2 separate regions of the Homo sapiens genome follow, and region 2 is linked to region 1. A link is a contact called in ENCODE Hi-C or POLR2A ChIA-PET data. All regions are on one chromosome and are shown on one strand. Each heading gives the region's core, a stretch centred on a gene start or an enhancer-like site at or near the end of the contact. The rest is flanking DNA. Distances are from core to core; before and after follow the strand shown. Region 1 holds the start of TMEM266 (transmembrane protein 266). Region 2 overlaps PEAK1 (pseudopodium enriched atypical kinase 1).

What was found. Hi-C counts contacts between places; a loop is a spot of excess contacts on that map. ChIA-PET counts read pairs that join two places held with the same protein, here RNA polymerase II (POLR2A). Pooled maps may share reads with other maps.
Region 2: a loop to region 1 is called in a map with no recorded cell type, with 4 times the contacts of the local background. The contact joins the enhancer-like site here to the promoter of TMEM266 in region 1. A Hi-C loop is called at or near these places in 1 of 37 single-sample maps with no recorded cell type and 2 of 50 pooled maps. POLR2A ChIA-PET finds 5 or more read pairs at or near these places in 1 of 52 experiments (activated T-cell).

Annotation. Positions count from the first base shown.
Region 1 is chr15:76,058,341-76,061,813 of GRCh38, forward strand. TMEM266 (transmembrane protein 266) reads left to right here and starts at 1,645. Exons shown (of 11, transcript NM_152335.5): 1 at 1,645-1,676. It also overlaps a transcript of NRG4 not described here. RefSeq lists a silencer at 638-687.
Region 2 is chr15:77,177,493-77,181,398 of GRCh38, forward strand. It overlaps PEAK1 (pseudopodium enriched atypical kinase 1), which reads right to left. Exons shown (of 10, transcript NM_001385026.1): 7 at 1,298-3,906. Among named protein-coding and RNA genes, the nearest start is that of LINC00597, 46 kb to the right of the region's middle. RefSeq lists an enhancer at 2,363-2,502. Within about 2 kb of position 2,364, at least 4 of the 41 ENCODE cell types and tissues checked have a DNase peak (open chromatin) inside an H3K27ac peak, as active enhancers do.

The DNA.
Region 1 (3,473 bases), core at 395-2,894:
CTCTGAAATTCCACCATTAGAGATTAGAGATGAGTAGGAAATGCTGAAAGGCGAAGGAGGATCTGAAGAAATTTTACATTTTTTTCTCAGTTTGCCAAAAGTAGATACTCCCTGTATAGATATTCCCGTATAATCCAGGGAAGGTAGTCCAAGACCGTGGGGCAATTCCAAGAGGTGGTTTTGAAGTCCTTCAACTCTACCATTTTCATTTTATCCATACTAAAAAAGCTACGGCAGGAAGAAAAGACAAAGGACATTCCTGGGAGGCCAACTGGACCTAATCAAATAAAAACACTTTAGAAGAGGTACAAGAATCAGAAATCAAACCTATCTGCAGAGCCAAAAGCCATTCTGAAACTCCGTGTCCTAGAAACAAGGGTTTCCCATCTTTTCAAATATTTTAAGATAAAAATCGCAACACCCTATAGGAAAATGGCTATATTTTTAGCAAGAATTGGTGGAGAAGACAAACGATAATAAGCTACTATGAATCCAGAAGCTGCTTAAATGGCCGTATTCACAGCAGCCCTTGCAAACATTAATTAGAGTAGTACCCATTATGGGTGAGGACTTTTTTTTTAACCACAGAGAATATCTGTGGGTGCATCCAGATTGCTCAGTGGTTCCGTTTAACCCACCCGGTAACTGGCAATCATGGCCCTAGGACAGGCTTCTCCACCGGGGCGATGCTGCCTCCAAGGGGCGCAATGTTACTTTTTATGCATCAAGCACGGATAACACATACAGCACATAAGCAGGTCGACAGTGTATCTGCGGTACTGGGATTTCACGGGGAAAGGAGATGGGGACGTGTAAAAAGCCTTTTTAAGAGTCAGATAACGAAAAACGGAAAAAGAGGAGAAACACGGTCCTACAAGGGTCCTGAGCTGAGGCCATCAAATGAATGTACTGACAGGTATTTTTCTCCCAGGCAGCCAACTGAGAGTCAAGGCACTCTGACCGTGCTATGACTCCGGCCACACAGAAAGAGGTGTTTTCCCCTCGGTGGCCTCCAAGCGCAGCGGGCACTGCGTGCCATCCGCTCCCTCACCGGGCGCCCCGCGCGGATGAAACGGAGCAACTGGGAAAGAGCTCTGGAAACTGCAAAGCGCTGCGCCAAAGCGACGGGAGGTTCCCATTCTCAGCTGTACGAAATCCCGCGGGGGTCCTCCGCTTCCCCGAGCGACGCCCTCGGCCTCCGCACTTGTTGCTTCTGCGCCCCGCCTGCGTCCCCGTCAAACCCACCCTTCGCGGCCCCCTCGCCTCTCCACACGCTCGCACTCAGGCCCCGACCCTGCCCCGCGACCCCCTCACCCACGCCACGAAGCCCGCTCTGCGTGGCAGCCCCGGAGACAGCCGAGCCCCCGCCTCCGCCCCCTGCCCAGCTCAGGCCGCCAGCCCCTGCCAGCCGACGCCGCGGTTTCCTAGACAGCCGCGCCGCCGTTCCGCAGCCTCGGGGGCGCGCGCGCGCGGCCGGCGGGAGGCGAGGGCGCAGGCGCGGGCTCGGCCAAGCCGCCGGCGCGAGGCCTCGCGCGCGCCCCCGAGCGCGGTGGGCGGAGGGGCGGAGGGAGCGGCGGGGCCGCGAGGGGGCGGGGGGGCGGAGAGGGGAGCCCCGGGAGCGCGAGCCGCGGCCGGCGCCGCTGCAGAGCCGAGCGAATCCCGAGCCCGGGCAGCAGGTATGTGTCCTCGCAGCCGGCCGCGGCCAGAGCTTCCCCTGCCTCACTGCCCGAGTCTTGTGGTCGGGGCGGGGGGTGGGGGGACCGGTCAAGGTTTGCAGGATGCGTGCTCGGAAGGGCTGGGATCTTGCCGCTGACCTTCATCCCCCTGGCCGGGGGAGCCAGGCGAGGGTGCGTGGGGCAGCCCAGGGCTTCAGCTCCAGCCTGGAGACCTGCTTCTTGTCACATGCTTCTTATTTATTTTTGCAAACTGCCCTGGTTCGGGTCCAGCTGCAGATGCCTTACCTCCCATTCTTTGCCTCCGTGTGCCATCTTGCATTTATTAATAAAACATGCAAGCTGGAGGGGGGGGTTGCTGCTGGGGGGAATCCCATTGCAGTATGGCAAGCGGGCGCCTATTTTCGGTTTTCAGACGTGGTATAGAGGTGGAAATCCCACACCCTGAGGATTTGTGGCTTGGTTGGTCGTGACCACTTCCTAGTGGGCTTCCCCCGTTTGTCGGGAGGTGCCCCAGCGGCAGAATGGGCTGTCTGGAAGGGATGGTGGGTCTTCACCGTCAGGCCAGAATCCCCTTCAGGGGACAGGTGCAAGCTAGGGCAGGCAGTTCCCTGCTTGCTAACTTGCCAGGGAGGCTTAAACCTAGAAAATTGTCTCCCTTGATGGCCGAGAAAAGATGGCCTTCAACAGAATCCCTGGGACTTGCATACTCAAACTCATTACGGTTTTGCATCTGAACATGACTAAAGCTAGCCACCTGTTGGAAGTCAGACCCCATGAAACACCCCCGTAATCTAGCTCACCCATCCCTGTTTCACAGTCACCAATACTGAGCTAGCAATAGGCCCATATGGGTTCCCTCTATCCTCTTTAATGCTGCTTGGCTTTTCTTTTAAAATAAGACCTACCTATGATTTGATGCCCTATATGTGAGAGGTTGAAATTATATGATTTGTTTATATTCCATACACCTATCACATCATATCCTAAAGACTGAATTTCTCTTCAGTGCATGTGTTTATTTCCCTGGCTTTTCACCTTGCTTTGAACAACAGTGGGAAAATGGGATGTATATAACTGCTTACCTCCTCCCCCAAATACCTCCACCCTAAAATATTGTGATGAAAAGAATAGTAAGAGCTAGAAGCAAAAAATGAAAATGGTTATCACAAGATGTTGGGATATGATAGCTGAACCGTAATTGCTTCTAAAATGGTCAGAGTGTCACATCTAATCACGAGAAGGACATGTTTCTTAAATGTTCATATGTACCAGGTACTGAGCTAAAACTATTTGTGTATGAGCTCATTTAGTCCTCACAGCAAACCTGCTATGTCCATGTTGAAGATGAACAAGCCAGGACTTAGAAAGGTTAACTAACTTGCCCAAGGTCACACAGTCAGGGACAGGGTAAGGATGCAAACTCAAGCACATGGGGATACTGGAGGTGGGGAGCCCTGAGGGGGCTTTTCCTCCAGGTGCGGCTGCTCCGTGTACCTTTTCATTAAAATCAAGCTTATGCATGAGCATGTTGGCTTGGGTCTAATTTTCCATTTCATAGATTCTGCACCAACTTTGTGGCTTTCCAGTAAGAAAAGCAGTTGTTTCAGAATGGATCAGTATGGAATTTTTTGAGGTGGCACTAAACCTATAAAAAGTGGGGTCCAAGATGTGCTTCCATTTAATTCTCACACACAAGGAGTTGAGTTTAAAAAGTTGTTTCCCTCCAGATTTAAACCCATAAAACGTATATGCATTAAGTAGAATGAATCACTCCCATTTTCCATTATCGCATCCCAC
Region 2 (3,906 bases), core at 1,114-3,613, 1.1 Mb after region 1:
GCTAGGAAAAGTAAAAGCATTAAGTGTTCACTTCATTTTTTATTATACTTTTATAAAGAAAAACGGGTAAATCTGCCCCATCCATCAGAATTTGCTATGTTTGTAAGAAAGAAGGGCAGGCCCTTCTTTCTTTACTTCTTACTTTAAGTAAGGAGGGAGAAGGACTCAGAATCAGATGAATGGAGTACTCAGGGCATATCTTTAAGAATAAAAAGGACAGGAAGCATAGGGAAATCATCCTATTAGTCACAAACTTGGGATAAAAGTTCCTTGTTTTTACTGGCAGTTAATTCATTTTGTTTACAATATAAATAAGAAAGAAAAACTTAGGCTTCCTAAACATATGTATTTATGTGAATGATTACAAGTGAGAATATAACAATTTTTATTGATCTTGTGTTTAAGAATGCAAAATTATAAGGAGGATACATGCTTTAGAATGAGAGATCGAGGTTTGAATTCCAGCTCTGAAAAGCACTAGCTTTGTGACTCTGTTCAATTCTTAACTTCCCGGGTTTTCAGTTTCCTCATCTGAAGAATATAGCAAATTTATAAGGATTTGAGATAAATATTTATTATATACCTTGCACAGAATAGGTGATCAATAAATAGTTATTAAGGTATTCAAGAAAATGAATGCCTAGAGAACTGATTTGGGTATGCAATCTGTCTAGCTGAACTGAATATTATACTACTGGGTCTCAGTCTCAATACTCAACTTCTCCTATTTCACCCACATGCTAAATAACTATAAATTGCTTGCTTACCACCCTCCATTTTTTTCCACAACACTTGGAAGGAGGACAGAAAGAGACAGCAATAAAAAAACAAATATTCCCTTAAAATAAGTAATGCATATAGAGATAACACCTTCATAAAAAACAAAAAGAATTGCTGGAAGAGCTTTATTTCATTTACAGTGAGGGAAAGAACAGTACCACCATTTATTCATTTGATCCTGTTTCTTCCTCACACTACCATCACATTCCAAAACAACACATTATTTATTGCTATTAAGGTGTTATGGATTTGCTTTTCTATGCTAAAGTTCCTCTGCATTCACCAGAATGCAGTAGGCTACTTAAGCCAAAGATCCAGGGCTATAAACCTTGTTCAGTGCAGTAAGATCACTTTAATACTATTCTAATCTTGGAATGCAGTTATAAAGATAGATGATGGCCACAGAGTGCTACTTACAAACAGAAATGGTTCTTATGCAATCTTAAAAGATATAAAAAACTTAGCACCTGAAAATGTGTTAAAAAATTCCCATATTCTTCCAGTCTATTTTACATACCTGAGAATCTTTTTAGGAATCTGTGATGGAGAAGAATGACTCCTCTTCTTCTCTGAGTCCTGTAGTAATGCATTCTCTGCTCTACCCTTCTCCATGACTGCTGCCTGGTCTGTCCTAGCCTTGCTCTGATCCACACTGAGCTGGCCTTGAGCAGGGTCGCACCTGTACATGAAGACAATGGCTGGTTTCTCACTGGACTCTCCTTTCGCCTCTGTGAACCAGTGATGGCGCTGAACTGGAGGAGGAGGCAGCATGTGAATGACTGTGCCATCCAGGCCCACCAGTTTCCCTTTCTCTCGCTCTTTCTCTTTGTCATCCTCCTCATCTGTTTTCCGACGGCGGAAGAAGCTTTTAAATGATATCCAGCGCTTAGGTTTTGCATCAGCTGCCCGCCTGCTGCCTTCAGAGTGCAAAACTGATTCAGCTTCTGTTGACCTGGTAGGGCTGGTTGGCTTGGTCCAGTTGGTGAAATGCCTCTGCAAAAGGTTACCTGCATGGTAAGGAGAAGAAGTAGAGCGTGGCGGGGGAAAGGGAGCTGGTGGCTCACTTTGGGGGCTAGTCACTAATTTGGAGGGAGAGGGGGTGACTGGCTTTATGGATGGGTCTTTCTGTACTTTGGTGGTAGGACTGTCTGTGGTCTGAGGTGCTTCAGCCTCACCACTAGGCTGAGATGTAAAGAGAGATTTGGGCCGGACTGGCGTACTCTTAGGTGTGCTCTTAGCAACATCAGCATCTGGAGGAATGGCATAAAGCTCTTCCACACTGCAAGCTTTAGGGCCAGATTGAGGTGTTTCTGGAGGAGACTGTGGGGGTTGGATTGAAGCCACAATCTGAGAAAGCACTGTGCTTGCTTTCTCTCTGGTGCTGCTGCTGCCCACCATCTGAGACTCCTGAGTGCCTTCTATTTTGGCCACAGGCTCTTGAGTGGCTCTCTGGATCTTTGCTGGGGAGCTGTGGCTGGAACTATAGCTTCTCTGTGGTGAAGACTGACCTCTGTTGAGACAGTTGTTAAACTCTTGAACCTTCTGAGCCACTGAGCCCCTTTTATGCTCTGTGCTGTTTGAAAACCCTTTAGTTTGAAGACAGTCAGTGGTTTTGCTAGTGGTGTTATCAGGCACTTTGCTTTCTGTTTCTATTTCTTCATAAGTATGGCTTATTACACTTGTGGTTTTTTCCTTCACTGAGAGTTCTCCACTTGTTCCCAGAAAACTTTTGTAGATAGCTAGATTGTCATATGCATTTGGATTGATAACAATGGGAACTTTGATAGCATTTTTGGAACTCCGAGCATAAGTTGGCTCGTCATGAATGATAATTGGAAAAGGTGGCATACCAGCATTGTTATAACTATTAAATTTAATTTCAGACAAATTAGGTGACTTAACAGGGATGGTTTTGGAGGAAATGTTTGTAGCTGTGGGTGATGTAGGTGCTGATTTGTGACAGTTTTTCCTTGGAGGAACATTTGGTCCAGTTCCACTAGTAATTAGTTCTACTTTAGGTATCTTTTGTCGTGGACTGGTGCTAGAAGTCCATACTTCTTGGTATCGAATTGCACTGGATTTTTGGAAATGGGCACTTATTTGTCCTGGTGTCAATGAAGATGATGTAACTGGAGAGTTTGGAGTAGAGGATGAGCTTTTTGTCTTGGGGCTGTTAACAGGGCCCTCGAGGTGCTCACTGGCCATGGCTGCTGACACATCCACGACAGTATATGGCTTGCACAATGGCTGTTCCAGGTTCACAACTCGGTAAGGTTTTGCTTGCTCTTCTGTGGGGACAAGGTTTATGGTTACTGCTTGCCCAGCAACATCTGTAGAGGCTTTACTTTCTTCCTTCTCAGTTTGTACAGCAATCTTGCCATCTTTCTCTTCTAATCGGAGAGCAAGGACTGCTTTGTGGGTCTCTGGAACTTTTATTGAGCTTTTGGAAGCCTGTGATGAATCTTTATCCTGATTATTACTAGAGGGACTTTCATAATTGGGCTCAATTTCCTTCATGTCCTTAGAATCTCCTGGGTTACCAGGAGATAATCCCCCATTACAAATCTTCTGGGATAAACTACTGGCTGTCTCAGAACGTGATTCTTCTGTTAAAGAAGAATCTGGTGATGTGGAGTCAGATGACACCATGCTCTGAATGCTTCCTTGTCCATAAGAGACCACAGAATTTTCCTCATAACCATTCAGGATTTCATCATAGCTGTCATCATAGTCCACAGCACAGATTCTCTGCAGAGACTTGTTTCGCAGGGGGATGGTATTCCATTTTTTGTCCACAAAGAATCGAACAGGAGACAATGTGTTTGCTCTGAAGTTGGCAAAGCGAGGTTGCCCTCTCATGCGAATCTCCATGGCCAACAGCTCTTCATCACTCTCATCCCAACTCTCGTGCTCCTCCTCCATGTTACTGAAAAGTACATCCTCTTCACTCTCCTCGCCACTGGAAAACTCTGGGTAACAGAACCGGCCCCCTTCATTACTAATCACTTCTGTGCTCCCACTCAGAATAACATGCTTGCCCTGAGTTTCCTTTATCCCACCTATCATGCAACTTGGTGGAAGCTTTCTTTCCAATGATCGTTTATAGCAATCATTTATTCTTCCCAA